Regions from separate parts of the Homo sapiens genome. Here region 2 is linked to region 1. A link is an interaction called in ENCODE POLR2A ChIA-PET data of the cell type or tissue named here. Cell type or tissue: K562. All regions are shown on one strand. Links, peaks and the distances in the headings refer to the core of each region. The heading gives the core; the rest is flanking DNA.

Region 1 (7,989 bases), core at 2,159-6,158:
CCTCTGCCCTGGGATCCTGCAGCTCCAGGCCCCTGTGGGTGGGGTGAGGGTCGGGGGCCTAAGAACATTCTGCATGGGCCATTGTCTTCTCCATGGTACTTTCTTTGTGCGTGACCTGGCAGCTGTAGCTTCTGTGGGACTTCCACTGCTCGGGCGTCAGGCTCAGGTAGCTGCTGGCCGCATAGTTGTTGTTGCTCTGTGTGGAGGGTGTGGTTGTCTCTATGCCCTTGGTGACTAGGGTGCCATTTTCCTTCTATGGCTCCTGGGTAGAAGTCATTTATGAGACACACCAGCATGGCCTTGTTGGCTTGGAGCTCCTCAGAGGAGGGCGGGAACAGAGTGACCAAGGGGGTGGCCTTGAGCGGACCTGCAGAATGGATGAGGGGCAGGAGGTCAGAGTCCTGGTGTCCACCTGGGGAGCCCCTGACCTCAGTGCATGAGGAGTGTTCAGGCCCCCCAGTACCAGTGCAGGACCTCTCAGATGTGGTCCACACTGTCTCAGAAGGGTGTGACATCATGTTCCTAAAAGAACTCTGTCAGTCAGAAAACCTCTGAGCTTGGCCCCTGCCCATCGCCTGTTTGGAAATCTTCCAAGGACTTGGGCTTTTGTATAGACAGTGGACCTTCAATTGCCTGGCGCTGCCTCACCCTGTCATCCTGACGTGATCCGGCTCTGGCTGTGTTCTCTGAGCTCTGTGAGCCTCTTGTTAGATTCACTCTGGAAACTTTTCTCACCTGACACAGCTGCTCTGGGTTGGGGGAGAGTGGGTCTCTCACGTAAGAGCTCTTGTTTGTACCCACATCCGTCTCTCCTGGATCTTCTGCAGTGGAGTCAGGGCCTTTGCTCACCCAAGTCCCACTGTCTGTCTGTCCTGGGCTCTTTGTCTGTGGAGTCTGTGTTAGAGTCTCTCTGTGTTTAGGGCCAATCTACAGTTTTTCTGCCTTGGGATATGCCTGTCGGTGAACTCAGGGGTTCCTGCTTCTAGGGGTGCCTCCCACAGAGACCCATCAGCCACCTCCCTGAATGCCATGGCCTTTCGTGACACTTCACCTGGCTCCTTCATGTCCAGAGCCTTCCCGTCCCTCCTGACAGGGCTTCATGGGTCCCAGGCCAGCTCAGGGCTCTCTCCCTGGGAGCCCACAGAAACCTGGAGAGGCCCCTGCACCTCCTACCTTGTTCCCAGCCTGGATCCAGAGTCCCACAGTCCAGGGGACTGGGCCCTGAGACTCTGAGTTTTCATTCCCCTATCTTGGCTCTGAGGGTTTCAGGTCCTTCTAAAGTCCACCAGGTGGTCACTCCTTCGAGCCCCTTGTTCCCTCTCCCTCATGAGATGGGGCCTCAGTTTCCCTTGCACAAAGTTCGTTAGACAGAAGCCCAGGTGGGGGAGGACAGAACTGAGCAAGTTTTAGGGAAGCAGCCTGGCTCTGGCAGACAGACAGACAGATGAGTCTCAGTAGGTCATCCAGTCTAGTGCCCTACATCTGAGGTCAGAGGTGAAGGGGTCTTGGTGACCCACTGAGGTAAGGGTCTAAACAGGGAGGGGAGAGGTCCTTGACCAGGGCCTAGGCTCCAGAGAGAAAGCATCACCACAGGTCAACACAAGATACAGAAAAGAACAAAAGCAGCAGAAAATTTCCCAGTACCTTGGGGAGACCAGGGAAGGAGGGGGAAAAGACTCATCTAGGACGGTCAGCTCGGTCCCCTCACCAAACACCCAGTGCTGTGACACAGGCTCATACAAAAACCCTCTCTGGACGCCTCTACCCCCAACCCCCGCTGCAGCTGTGATGGAGGAAGCTGAGGCCACAGCCCCTGGTGGCATCTGCTCATGAGGGAGTTCACACGGCTGCCACACTCACCCCCACAGAGAGAAGGGGACAGCTGACATCCTGTGACCAGCAGGATCCCTAGAAATCCTGGTTCCTGGAGGACAGTGGATTTGGTTTTCCCACCAACCATCATGCAGCCATGGGGATGAGTTTATTGGAGGGCACTGTGTCACTAGGAGTGAACTCCCATGGTCAGGGATAAATGGTCTCCCTGGTGGAGCTGACTCGACACTGACTGCTTGGTGACGCCCTGGGGTGATGCAGAGAGTGCCCTCTCCCTCCAGGAAGAAGCTGGTTACCCTAGAGTGCGGTGTCTTGGGAAGCTTCCCATGAACCTATCTGTGACTCCAGGAGCCTCAGCCCAGCCTTCCCTGGGCTTGTCCTAGTTGGGATGGGCCTGGCCAGTGAGGCCTGGCTGGTCCCCACTGGAAATGCCAGCCCCATCCTCCAGGGTAAAATGGAAGGATCTCCTGCACCCCTCAACCTGGTCTCATTTTGGTGGGTGAGGTGGGGTAGTGGCTGCCACTGCCTTATTCAAATGTGAGGGACATAAAGGAGCTCCCGAGTGTGGTCTCCAAATATCACCTTCTGCTAAGGGAGGTGAGGTCAGTGCGGGATCCCAGGCCTGGGGCAGGAAAGGGACATGATGAGACAGAACCTCTCATCCTCCGAGAAATCAGGAGCCATGGAAGCTCCTGGGGCAATGGGAGAAAATCAGATGCCACCTGAGGAGGCGCCCAGTGGGTAAATGTTTATGTTTTGTAGCCGCATTGTCATTGCAATTCAGTATATCTGCAGTGGAGCCCACATGTCAGATGTCCTCACACGCTAGAGCTCACTCCGGTACTACATTGTGCTGTGCGCCCTGGAGGATGGCTGGGCACCAGATCATCAGTTATCAAAGTGGTGAACAAAAGGGAAGAATGTACATTTTTTCTTCTTCCCAAAGCATGAAGCACACTCCTGAGCGCACGGTGCAGCTGCTGTGCCCTCCCTTCTGGAAGCCCTCATGAGAAGGAGGTGGACCGAAGTCTTGACCATCTGCCTTCCTTCTCATCTGAGGCGCGAAGTTATTGATCATCAAATGCAGCTAATGTCACTGAAAGAATGACAACACAACATGGGTGGCTTTGCTGGAAGTAGCCACGTGTCCTGGGAAGCGAGTTTGCCAATGTCCAGCCTGAACCCCCTTGAGCCTCTTGATGCTAGAACCATTTTTCAGGAAAAGAGAGGTTGAGGGAAGCACTGGGTTCCTGCTCAGGGAGGTGGCGCCTGCATCCCGACTGTGGGAGGTCCCGGGACCAGCTCTCTGCTCCTGCAGCTCCTGCCTTGCCAGGGAAAGCTAGAGCAATTTGGGAGACACCTGCAGATGGAATGGGTCTAAAAACACATTCACCAATGATAACGTCAAGTATTAATCCACATAGAAATGAAATTAAATCACAAATATGCAACAGCACCACAAAGTCGACAAAAATAGACACAATGATATTCACAAGACATTTGATAAGACTCTCATTAACTATTTTTGATGTCAAGAAATCCTTGATATTCTCTCCAGTTGTGTGTGTGATGACTAGCATTTGCTTCACACCCTTGCTTGAAGGAGTAGTTTAGTTATTCTGCTGTGGGTGGGTCCGCATTATCTGAAAATGGATGATGCTGCGGACTGGCTGATGGGAACCTTGGAGTCATTACTATTCTTCTGTCTCCCTATTTTTGTGTTCAGAGATCTTCATCATAAAAATGTACAACTTATAGAGAGGGTGAAGCTTGGGACAGTGTCTCCCATGGGCTTGAATTTTCATAGCTGTGAAATGGGTCAAACAGAGGCTGAGGGACTCTGGGCACCTGAAATTCAATTCAGCTCACGGCTGTGATTTGGGGCAGGGGTGGCTGGGACTGAGCTCCAAAGGGGCCCCTCTCTTTGTGTATCATTGTGGAAAAAGCCCCCAGGCCTTGCAGCTCTGTTCCTGTCCTGGCTGGCCATCCAGCAGCTGCTGCCATGTCCCTGATGAACCAGAAACAGTGGGGGTCCCAGCCCGGGCACTATGGATTAACCGAGCCTGTCAAGGCCTTCAAGGGACCAAATTGCCCACTGTCAGGGACCCCGGGATGAGGGTGTCTCTGAGTGAGGCTGCCGGTGCACCATGGTGCAGGGGGTGAGGGGACGGAACAACGTGAGTGACAGAGGGAGTGGGGCCTGGTGGGATGGGGGTGTTTGGGGCAGTTGAGATCCCGTGAAAGCCTGACTTTGCCTATAGATAGCCCCTAGGTCATGTTCACCCTGTGCTGACCTTGCGTGACCCAGCCTTGACTCTAGTCCAGAATGAGACTCTGACACAGACTCTCCCCGACAACCATGGGATGCCCGTTCTGTGCCTGGGATGGTGTCTTTGCTCATTTGTCTCAGTCCACAGGAGTCCTCCCCTCACACGAGCTGACCATCACAGGCTCAGCCACACACCAAGCACATACTCACTCCACCCCAGAGCCTGACTTTAGAATTGGGAACTTCATGGTTGAGATCTCAGCCACGTGCTGGTTAACTTTGAACCTCACCCTAAGCCCATCTGATCATAACTGATCACCCGTGTGCCCCAGCCTCACCCCACTTTCCAGAGCTAGCGACGTGAACACCAGTATCTTGCAGAGCATCCTAGGGCTCACTAAGTTGGCTGGGATGGTGAGCAGGATTCTGGACTTCCTGTTTCCCTATTGCAGGACTTGTAAGTGTCTTTACTTAGCCACCCTGTATTGTGAAAATCTGTGAAATTCACCTGTGAGTTTCCATTCCCAGACCTTTCCACAAGTTCCTGGTGATGGCACCACCATGGACTTCTCACCCGATAAACTGGGCACCTGGATTTTCCTCATCCTTGCTTAGAATTTAAGGAGGTTGCAAACTAAATATGAGATAAGAAATGAAGACAGACAGCAGGATTTCTGGTTGACAATGAGGATATTTATTGAGGGTTACTGGGTGCAGGGAGAAGGGCTGGATGACTTGGAGTGGGAGGGGAGACACATGCCCTGATCCTGCAGCTCTAGGCCCCCGTGGGTAGGTGAGGGTCGGGGACCTAAGAACATTCTGCAGGGGCCACTGTCTTCTCCACAGTGTTCCTTTCATGCGTGACCTGGCAGCTGTAGAGGTTGTGGGACTTCCACTGTCGGGTGCCAGTCTTAGGTAGCTGCTGGCCGCATACTTGTTGCTCTGTTTGGAGGGTGTGGTGGTCTCCACACCCTGGGTGATGGTGATGCCATCTATCTTCCAGGCCACTGTCATGGCTCTCGGGTAGAAGTCACTCATGAGACACACCAGTGTGGCCTTGTCTTGGAGCTCCCTGCCTCTGGGGTCAGAGGAGATGAAGGTGTCTCAGTGACCAGCTGAGGCATACAGGGGTCTGAATAGGGAGGAGAGAGATCAGCCTCCCAGGACCGAGGTCCCAAAGGAAACCCTGACCACAGGCTGTGGCAAGTCACAGACAAAGATCGAAATCAGAATAAAATTGTCACCAACTTGGCAGGGAAAGAAAGGGAAGAAGAGACTCATCTAAAATGATCAGCTGGGTTCCTCCACCAAATACAAAATGCGGTGACACAGGTTCATACAAAAACTCTTCCCTGGGGCCCCTAACTCCCCCTCCCCATCCCCCACCTGAAGCTATGGTGCAGGAAGCCAGACCACTGCCCCTGGAAGGCATTTGCTCAGCAGAGTCCACACACCTGCCTGCCCTTCTCAAGCTGAGATGGGACAGTCGACCAAGCGTATGCAGTAACGGGACGTCTGGAAATGGCGAGGCCTGAGGAGGTTGGTGTCTGGATCAGGTTTTCCAGGTGACTGTGACCCAGGAATGGGAATGAGCTCCTTGAGGGCATTTGCTTCACGAAGGAGTGAAGTGACATGGAAGGGGACAGGGATTCTCTATAGGGTTGTTGTAACCCTGATCTCTTGGTGTGACTACAGGGTAAGAGCAGGAGGCGTCCTCAGGTGTCCCCAGTGAGTGCCTTAGAGGAGGGGCAGCTTGCCCCAGAGTCAGCAGTCATGGGAAGCTCCAACGTGACCACAACCACAACTCCAGGGCGTCTCACTTCCGTCCTCCTTGTGTTGTCTTAGTTTGGGATGGGTCTCACTAGGTTTTAGTATGAAATGCCAGCCTCAACCTCCAGGGAGAAGTTGGAAGCAAGCCCCTGTTACCCTTTCAGGGTCTTGTCTCATTTCTGGGTATGTCTGGAGTGTCTGACTCAAAAGGGCTGTGTGAGAAGCACCCCAAGTGTGGTCACTAAATCCCACCTCCCAGTTATGGGGACTAGTCCACTTGGGGTTAATGGGCAATTCCAGGCACAAGGCAGGAGAAAGATGTGCCCAGGATAGATTGTGAACAGAGAGCGGAAAGCCATCGAGGTCTCCTGGGTTCCTTCAGGAGGATCCTGGGGCCACCAGAAGAGGCACTGAGTGGGCCACGGTGGGTCATTGTCATCATCAATGAAATAGAACCATGGTGGACTCAAGTGAGTCACATACAGTAACATAACTTTGAGCTCACCATGAAATAATTGTTCATCTTCACGAGATGGCAGGCAACATGGTCATCATTATTAAGATGCTAAATGAAAGGAAAGACTCAACATGTCTATGCTATTTCTTACTGAAATAAGAATCACACTCCCAGAGGAGCAAAGAACATATGAGGGCACACCTTTTACAGACAGTCAGTAGAAGGAAAAGGTGGTCGAACTGAAATGCAGTCACCTTGCATCCATATACCATCTAATGGCACTGGATACAAAGTGTGAAGCCCAGCTAACGTCACAAATAGATGACCCCACATGGGAGCCCAGTAGCCAAGCGGTCTTGCTGAAAAGTCACACTGAGCCTTGTTAAACCTTTCTGGCCAAGAACCAATTTTCAGGAAACGCAGAAGCAGAGAGGAGCGCTTGTTTCCAGCTTGGGGAGGCCACAGGCTGTATCCTGACCATGGGAAGGTCCTGGGACCAACCCCCAGCTCCTGTAGCTCCTGCCTTGCAAGGAAATTAAAAATCAATGAGGAAGATACCTGCAGACAGAACAGGTCTAAAAACACAGTCACCAGTCACAATTTCAAACCATATTGAATCCTCATAGAAATGAAATGGAAAACCACAGAATAACAACAACACAAACACAGGTCTAGTGAAAGAAGCATAGGATATTTGTGAAGTATTTGATGGGAAACATTCTTTTTTTGATATGAAAGAATTAGATATTTATATTTAGGTTTGTAAGAATGTAGTTTTTTGGGGGGGGTCCATATTTTTAGAGACACAAATGGAATATTTAGACTAATGGACATGATGTCTACAATTTGCTTCAAACAACTGTGTAAAAGAGGTTACTTGATTGTGGGTGGGTCAACATGAGCTGTATTATCCTGTTTTTTTATTTTCTTGCTGTCAGTTTCCGTAATATCTTACAAGGCAGTAATTAGAGAGATTAGTCTTGGGACAGCACCAGGGGACATCCAGAGGGGATCCTACCCAGCAGGGCCATTGAGAAGGTGGAGATCAAAGCGGTCCTCTTTGCTATAGGGGTCTCAGCGTTCACATCTATGAAATGGGGCCAGACAGGGTGGTGGGAATCAGGACCCTTAAGTTTCCTTCTAACTTGTAGGTTGTGACTTGAGGCAGGGGTTCTATGATTAGGCTCCAAGAGGAACCCCTTCTCTGCCCCACTATGGCCCTAGAGTTCTCTGCCCTTGCAGGCTCTGTCTCAGGCCTGGCCTGGCCACCCAGCAGCTCTGGTGAAGGCACCTGCCACACCGCTGATGTGCTGGAGGCACCAAGAAGGGGCCTGACAGTGCCCAAGACTGATGAGGAGGGCTGGGAAGTGCATCTCCCAAGGCCACCTCACTCGCTGTCAGGGACCCTGGGATGATTGTGTCTCTGACATCAGGGTGTAGGTGCACATGGAGGGGCTGAACCACATGATTGAGGGAGGGAGTAGGCCCTGGTGGGGAGGGGTCTAAGGTAGCTGAGTCCCATGAAAACTTGACCTGCCTGTAGCCCTTAAGTCACACTTACCCTGCCCTGACCTAGTGTGACCTGGCCCTGATTCTTGGGCGAGTATGATTTTGACACAGCCTCCATCAGACAACCAATGGATGCCGATTCTATGCTTGG
Region 2 (8,372 bases), core at 2,810-6,809, 81 kb after region 1:
CCTGAAAAGATACTTAGCATAATAAGTCATTAAAGAAATAAAAGTTAAAAACATAATTAGATATCGCTACAGCTCTATCTGAAAGACTTTAAGGAAAAACTGACAATATCAAGTGCTAACGAGGATGCACACACATTGAACTCTCATAAATGGGGGGTGACAGGTCAAGATCCATGTCCTTTCCTGGGGCAGAGCCCGGTAAGGGAGCACAGGGCACAGTGAGACACTGGGACACGGTCATCTCAGCCTGGCCACTCTCTCAGGGTCCTTCTGCCTGGGCTGCTCTGGTCTCTCCTAGTATGGTCCCCACAGACTGGTGTTGAGGAGACAGAATGATGAGTTGTCAAAATGGCCTAAATCATGGCCTGCATCTGCCTCTGCCTAGGGGTGTCTCTGCAGGAGGAGAGTCAGAAGTCTCAGGGACTTGGAAGGGGACATGTGACTGCTGACTCTGAGTCCCTGAGGAGAAAGGGGAGGTGGGGGGTTTTGGCCTCACTTTCCCTTTGTGTCACTGTGTGTGGCTCACCCATCCTGGCCATCAATCTTGTGGCTCTCTCCATAGTGATACTCAGCCTCGTCCTCAGACTGGAGGTTGGACATGGTGAGGGAGCAGTCAGCCCCAGAGCTGGAGCCCGAGAAGCAATTGGGGATCCTGTCCTCCTTTCTGTGTCTGCCATCGCTGTGAAACTTCATTATATACTAGGGGGACCTCTCTGGTCTCTGTTGATACCATTTGATGATGTAGGTACTGTGCTCACTGCTCAGGGTGCAGGTGAGCTTGACTGAGGCTCCCAGTGAGGCAGATGCAGACGGGGGCTGAGTTAGCACAGCCAGAGCACAGAGACCTGGAAACATAGAATTTCATGAATGATGCCGAATGCTCGGGAGAACTGGAAAGAATGCCCCTGAGGATTGGAGCTTGTGGAGAAATAGCAGTGAAAGGGTTTCCCTGAATTCCCTGGATGTTCTGACCTGTGGAGAAAATGAAGGGCAGGAGGTAGAAGGAGACCCAGACCGTGGTGGGAGGGACTTCCAAGAGCTCTGCTTGAGGCTGCCCCGTGGAACCTGGTTACAAGGACTTCTTGTGTTACCCTCTTCTTGAAGCTTGTTGGGAGGAGCTTTGAATGTCAATTTGCTCTCCACTTCCCAGCATGTTTATCTGAGCTCCTGTCTGAGCCGTTAGCCTGGAGACTTCATCTTGGCAATTTCCCATGTTCAGAAGAAGGACCAGGTGGGTGTCACAAGTACAGAATAAATTTTACACAATAGAAGGGGCCTCAAAAAAAGCGTCAGTCATTCCCTTTGCACTTGAGCACTACCAGGGGACTTAGAGTCATTAGAGTCCCCAAACCAAGGCCCACAGTCCCTTCTAGGGCTCAGAGGTAGAAAGCCATCCTCCATGTACCACTAGTTCTTTAGATATCTATGCCGTATATTGTTTTAGACATTAGTTGAGATGATACCATGTATAATTTGAGATAACGCTAAAGGCATGATAGGTTAATGACCTACTCAGAAATCCGTGAGGTTGATTGTGTGGATCCAGTACCCTGGATTCTTTCCCTTGAGATCCTGTTAAGAGGTCCCCTGAGAACACTCCAGGAGTCCAGGGACTTCCAGCAAGAAGCAAAACTCTCATCTTCAGGAGGGGCCACCTTGTCCTCTGTTCCATGTTCTGTTCACAACCGTAGCAAACTCAAAGTCCCACCAGTGCTGGGTGGGGGTTCCCCAATCTTCTTTAAAACTTTTCTAGATGTGTGTACCCACACTAGAAGACAAAACACAGCAACCAGCACTTAGTAAATCTGTCCTCACTGCAGCCCAAGCAGCAGAGACAAGGTTCCCTTTTGAAATGCAGTTTTCTGAAAGACTTAAGTTTTCTTTTAAACAGAAAAATCTTGTTTATTAGAATGCAGGACCTTGCAGAGATGTGTTCACTGGTTCATGTGATGCGAAATGTATCCAGAGGGACTGTTTCCTGCCCCCACCTCCCTCTCAGAAGTCACTAATGTACATGCCAGGCATGTTTGTGGGGCACAAGCTCTAATCAAGTATATGTGGAAGGACGTGTTATATAACCAAGGGAGAAGATGGGAGCAAATGAATGCTTCTTAAGGAAGATTTTCAGTCGATTATTTTCCTGGGAATGAGTCGTGCTCTCTTGTGACTTTGTATGCTGTGCAAATTTTTGTTGAGATCTGAGTATTTTGAATATTGTGATGTTGTTAACTCCCAGGATCAGATTATCAGATTATGCCCCTTGGCTGATATTGTGCAGTTGTTCATCTGAGGGGTGCAGTTGTTTATTTGTGTTGTGACTTTTCCTGAATATTTTCGCAAGGACTACCTTTCTTGTCAGAGTGATCCACGAAATTTCTGTTCAGTTATCTCTGTGGTCAGAGATCTACCTGACAGAGACTTCCTTAAGCCTGTCTCTTTCTTCTTCAGCTCTTCCCTGGATGCTGCAAATATGGGATGAGATACCATAGTTTTATTAGAGTGAATGCTGATGGTTCTTGCCACTTCAATAGTTATATCACAGGAGGGACCATTTCTTGGAGCTTCTTACTCCACCATCTTCCATGAGGCCACCCGGAGAACATGTATTTTTTTTTTTGTCTTGTTTGCCAGTACATCTCAAGGACCTATTCAGTATCTGGGACCATTCAGTGAATTTGTTTCAATACATATTCATTGAATGTGTAAGAAAATAGAATTGAATTAATAACACTTGTTGTTCATTTCCCATGCGGCAGGCACCGTGGTAACAATGTTGTACGTGTGCAATTAACTTTTTTGATTTTCATATTTTATTCAAGGTACATGCTTCAAATTTTTTCATGGATATTTTAGCCCAACTGTGTGATTTAAAAAAAAAAAAAAAACCAGCCGGGTGCGGTGGCTCACGCCTGTAATCCCAGCACTTTGGGAGGCCCAGGTGGGCGGATCACGAGATCAGGAGATCGAGACCATCCTGGCTAACAGTGAAACCCCGTCTCTACTAAAAAATACAAAAAATTAGCTGGGCGTGGTGGCGGGTGCCTGTAGTCCCAGCTACTCAGGAGGCTGAGGCAGGAGAATGGCATGAACCTGGGAGGCGGAGCTTGCAGTGAGCCGAGATAGCGCCACTGCACTCCAGCCTGGGTGACAGAGCGAGACTCTGTCTAAATAAATAAATAAATAAATAAATAAATAAATAAATAAATAAATATAAACCACTCTAACTACATTAGCCTAACCTCTGGAGGCACATCACATGATCACTCACTGTTCCCGTGGTATCTACAAGTGTGAGTTTAACTCTGCCTTCTTCCCTTGATTAGTATTTGGAAATCATAGAAGACATTTTGTGAGGAGAATAAATTATTTAGATCCATGATTTTAAAAATGATCTCTCTCAAAATAATCATTGGGAAATTCTACAGTTTGTGTTGTTCATTTCAATAGCTCTGTCTCAGAGATCTACAAAATAACTACACAGAAATCTAGTAAGAATATAGATTTGAACCATTTGCCAAGTTATCTTAATTATAATAAATTTGTAGAAAACTGCACCCACAACAGCAGAATACATGTTATCTTTTCAAATACATATGGAACATTTTTCATGATAGTTCATAGTTTAGGCTATAAATCAAATATTGATAAATTTGAAAGGATGAAAATCATAGAAGATATAATTTAATGCAGAATTAACTAATTAACTTGAATTAATACCGGAAGAACCATAGGAAATCTTCAATTATTTGAAAGTGAAAGAACAGACTGTTAAGTAATCCATGAATCAAAGAAAAATCACAACATAAATTAGAAGATACTGAACCTTTTTAAACATAAAAACACAACATATTAAAATTTAAGGAATGCAGCTAAGTCTGCTTTGAAGAAAAACTATGGCATTAAATGCTTAGTATTGGAAAGAAGAAAGAATTAAAGAAAATAATCTAAGCTTCTACCTCATAAACCTAAAAAAGGTGAACATTCAAATTCTAAGTGAATAGAGGGTAATAATAGGGATCACAGCCAAACATTCATGAAATAGAAAATAGGAAAACAATAGAAAACCTCAAAAAAAAAAAAAAAAACACTTGGCTCTTCAAAAAGATTAATAAAATCAATAGATTTTTATCTTTAGGTAAAGTGACCATGATAAAAAAAAGAAAAAGAAACACAAGTTGCCAAAACCATGACTAAAATAATGACATCACTATAGACACTAAAAGGGTGAGAATGGTTATAGGGAATATTATGAACAGTAAATGCCAAAATTATAGATAAATGAAGTAAAATTTCTGGAAAGACATAAATTATGAAAATTGACTCATGAATACATAGAAAATCTGAATAAGTCTATGACACTTAAAGATATTAAAGTAGCAATTTAAAATCTCCGTGCTAAGAAAAGCCCACCTATACCCAAATAGCTTCACTGGTATCACATTTTTATGGAAGAAAGCATACCAACCCTACCTGAACTCCTTTAGAATATAGATGATAATACCTGCCTTTTAATTGTGGTATTTAGACCATTTATAGTTAATGTGATTAGGAATATACTTTGTTAAAATATACCATCTTGCTCTTTTTTTCTATTTGTCTTATATGTTCATTGTTCCTCTTTCCTTTTTCTCTCTTTTGAAATTTATTTTTAAAAATTGGTTTTCTTTAGCTCCTGGCTTAAGTGGTGGTGAATTTTAAGTGTCAGATTGGCTAAGACATGGTACCAGGTTGATTTTGTTAAGCACCAGTGTAGACATTGTCATGAAGATATTTTTCAAATGTGATAAATATTCAAACCAGTAGACTTTGTATAAGCATATTGAAATAGCCTCATTGTCTGGGGTGAATACTCAAAGTTCATTGTCTCAGGGCCATGGAAAACTAGGACATGATCTGACAACAAATGAGGTTGACAGCAGAAGTTTAATAGGTGAAAGAAAGATAATAGCTCTCTGCTGCAGAGAGGGGACCCAGAAAAATGGGTTGCCGGATCTGCAGTGAAATGTAGGGAATTTTATAGATGAGCTGGTGAGGAGGCAGTATCTGATCTACATAAGGTGGGTGTCAAAGACTGGTTAGACCAGGTGTGCTACTTGCACAGGGCATGAAAAACTGATTAGGACTAGGTGTACCATTTGCATAGGGTGCACATTTCTGGCCAACCCTGCCCTAATCTGTTATTACGCAGGTGGGTTATCTGCCTGAGCTGCTCCATGTTGCCCATTTCTCTATTGCTATACACATGGTGACAAAAAAAGGGAAGATGGAGCCTCCATGTTGGACATGGCTGACCCCCAGGTAGTACTTTTCTATTGGCATAGCTGCTGGCATTGCCCCATGCAAGCTTCCAGCTTGCTTATCTATGTTTGCAGCACGGTTTTTTCAGGCTGCTCTTTGTTATAAAAGAAATGATTTTTAGGGCTGCTTTTTGTTAGATGAGAAGCTCTGCTGAGGACCCTGTCACCCTCACTATCTGCCTAAATAATTTCTGTCTCCTGTATCAATACTACTTTCCACAATGTGTGTGAGTCTCATTAATGAGTTCAAGGTTTTTAGAATAAATACTGAAGTTTCCCAGTGATTGATGTTAATGATCAGCCTTGTTCTTGGCATGAGCTCTGCTAATGGTCAGGGGGGACACTTTCCTCGATTTGGAGCCAGTGTGCATAATAACAGCTGATGCTGTCTTGGGGAAACATTAGCTTCTTGCAGAATTTGAACTCAGGACGGCAATATCAACTCTTACCTAAATTTCCAGCCTATAGCCTGCCCAACAGATTTTGTCCATCAGCCACCACTATTGTATGAACCAGCTTCTTAAAATAAGTTTCTGTCTGTCTCTCTCACCATATAGATACATTATACATATATATTCATATCCATACATATCCTATTAATTTTTGGTGGACAAGCCTAATATAGCGTACTAGCCATATTTCTTTTTTGTTGAGGGTTTTATTTTAATGGTTGTTTTAGGGTATACAGTAAATACATAACTTACCAAAATCTACCTTCAGGTGCTATTATATATTCACATATAGTACAAAACCATTATTACATGTTCTTCACCCACCTTCGCTTTTCTGCTTTGTCATATAGTTTGCTTTTATTTTTATTACAAATCATAATGTATTCTTATTAATTTTTCTCTGAACAGTTCTCTTTATAGACATTACTGTTCTTTTTATAGACATTACATAATACAGAGGTTTCTAATTGATCCAGGTAGCTACCATATCTGATTTTTCATTTCTTTGTGTCAAACCACATTTCAATGTAGGATTATTTTCTTTCTGTTTAGGGGTGTCCTTTATCATTTCTAATAGCGAGAGTCTAATGGTGATCAATTCTGTAGGATTTCACATGTCTGAAAAAGTCTTATTTTGCCTCCAGTTTTGAAAGATGTTTCTGGTGGATAAAGAATTCAAGGTTGTTGGATTTTGCATGTTATTATTTTCAAGACATTGCTTCACTATCTTCTTGCTTGCATTGCTCCTAATGAGAAATCTGCTCTTTGTAGTTTTGTCCTAAATGACTACTTTTCATCACTAGATTTTATTAATTTGATTATGATGTGTTTTGGAGTTGTTTTCTTTGTGTTTCCTATGCTTAAGTTTTATCGAGCTTCTGGGTTATATCAGTTTATGGTTTTCACCAAATGTGGAACATATTTTGTCATTATTCATTCAAATATTTTTTCTTTTCATTCTTACCCCATCTTCTATTCTGAGGACTTCAATTACACGTATATTAGCCTGTCTGAAGTTCTCCTACATCTCATTGATGCTGTTTATTTTTATCGTTATTTTTTGCTATGTGTTTCATTTTGAATAGTTTCTAGTGTTACACTATACAGTTTGCTAATCTCTTGTTTTGCGACATCTAACTTGTCTATCTCACCCAGTGTATTTTTAACCATACTTACAGTTAAATTTTTCTTTGTGTTGGTATTCCTTATTTTCACTTAATATATTCAATCATTCCTCTACTTCTTTTTTTTTTTTTTTTTTTTTTTTTTTTTTTTTTTTGAGACGGAGTCTCGCTCTGTCGCCCAGGCCGGACTGCGGACTGCAGTGGCGCAATCTCGGCTCACTGCAAGCTCCGCTTCCCGGGTTCACGCCATTCTCCTGCCTCAGCCTCCCGAGTAGCTGGGACTACAGGCGCCCGCCACCGCGCCCGGCTAATTTTTTGTATTTTTAGTAGAGACGGGGTTTCACCTTGTTAGCCAGGATGGTCTCGATCTCCTGACCTCATGATCCACCCGCCTCGGCCTCCCAAAGTGCTGGGATTACAGGCGTGAGCCACCGCGCCCGGCCCATTCCTCTACTTCTTAAACAAAAGGAACGTAATCATATTTGTTTGTGTATTTACTGGTGATTCACTCTCTGCAGAGCCTGCCTGTAGGGCTGGAGGGAAGGGCAGCATGGGAGTCTCAGATCCAGGTTAAACTCTGCTATTTTGCATTTTTTTTTTTGAAGGACCCTTGCTCTGTCACCTGGGCTGGGGTGCAGTGATGCAATCTCGGCTCACTGCAGCCTCCATCTCCCAGGTTCAAGTGATTCTCCTGGCTCAGCCTTCTGAGTAGCTGGGATTATAGGCATGCACCACCACACCTGGCTAATTTTTGCATTTTTAGTAGAGACAGGGTTTCACCATGTTGGTCAGGCTGGTCTAGAGCTCCTGACCTCAAGTGATTGGCCCACCTCGGCCTCCCAAAGTGCTGGGATTACAGGGGTGAGCCACCATGCCTGGCCTCTGTTTTGCCTTTTAGTTTGCCTGCTTGAGCCCACTCACCCAAGGCCTGAGATCTTATCAGAAAGCTGCTGATCACCAGCTTCAGGTATTTTCTATCTATTGGGAGACCGCCTTTCCTTGGTGCCGGCTGTGACTAATTATTAATTCACAGAGACAGTTTTAACAACTACCTGACCATCATCTGATGCTTGCGTGACATTCCTGGGGCAGGGGGTCTCCTGCCCTGTCACGTCTGCCTAGTTATCTACTGTAACATCTCCTTGGCTTGCAAATCACTCCCTTCTTCTGTGTCCTCACGTGATCTTTCCTCTGCATGCTCATCTATGGTGTCTCATTTCTGTGTGCTCAAATTTCTTCATCTTCAGAGGACACCTGTCAGATAGAAAAGAACCCATCCTACTGGCTTCATTTTCACTTAATCACCCCATTAAAGACCCTATGTTCCAATTCATTCATGCACTGTGATTAGAGCTTCATTGTATGAATTCTCGGGGCACACTTCAGCCAATAACCCTCCACACTATGGACTCTAAAACTCATGTCTTTCTCACCTGTGAAACACATTCACCTCAGCCCAACATCCCAAATCATTGACTAGATCAGCACCAACTCTAAGA

What was found. Peaks named below come from ENCODE experiments on the same cell type or tissue, not always from the same donor. Only the 100,000 strongest peaks of a DNase experiment are listed, where the experiment ranks them.
Region 2: POLR2A ChIA-PET joins it to region 1 with 6 read pairs; 2 of 35 experiments call an interaction of 5 or more read pairs at or near these places.

Annotation. Positions count from the first base shown.
Region 1 is chr22:22,908,002-22,915,990 of GRCh38, reverse strand. It overlaps IGL, IGLJ4, the pseudogene IGLC4, IGLJ5 and the pseudogene IGLC5. Among named protein-coding and RNA genes, the nearest start is that of IGLL5, 24 kb to the right of the region's middle. RefSeq lists a silencer at 2,734-2,904 and an enhancer at 7,498-7,687. In K562, for the core only: no CTCF peak of the experiment used is centred there; DNase peaks (open chromatin) are centred at 4,107 and 5,215; H3K27me3 peaks cover 3,760 bases.
Region 2 is chr22:22,827,314-22,835,685 of GRCh38, reverse strand. All of the region lies in intron 3 of LOC105372948 (a long non-coding RNA gene), which reads left to right. It also overlaps IGL. Among named protein-coding and RNA genes, the nearest start is that of MIR650, 8.7 kb to the right of the region's middle. In K562, for the core only: no CTCF peak of the experiment used is centred there; no DNase peak of the experiment used is centred there.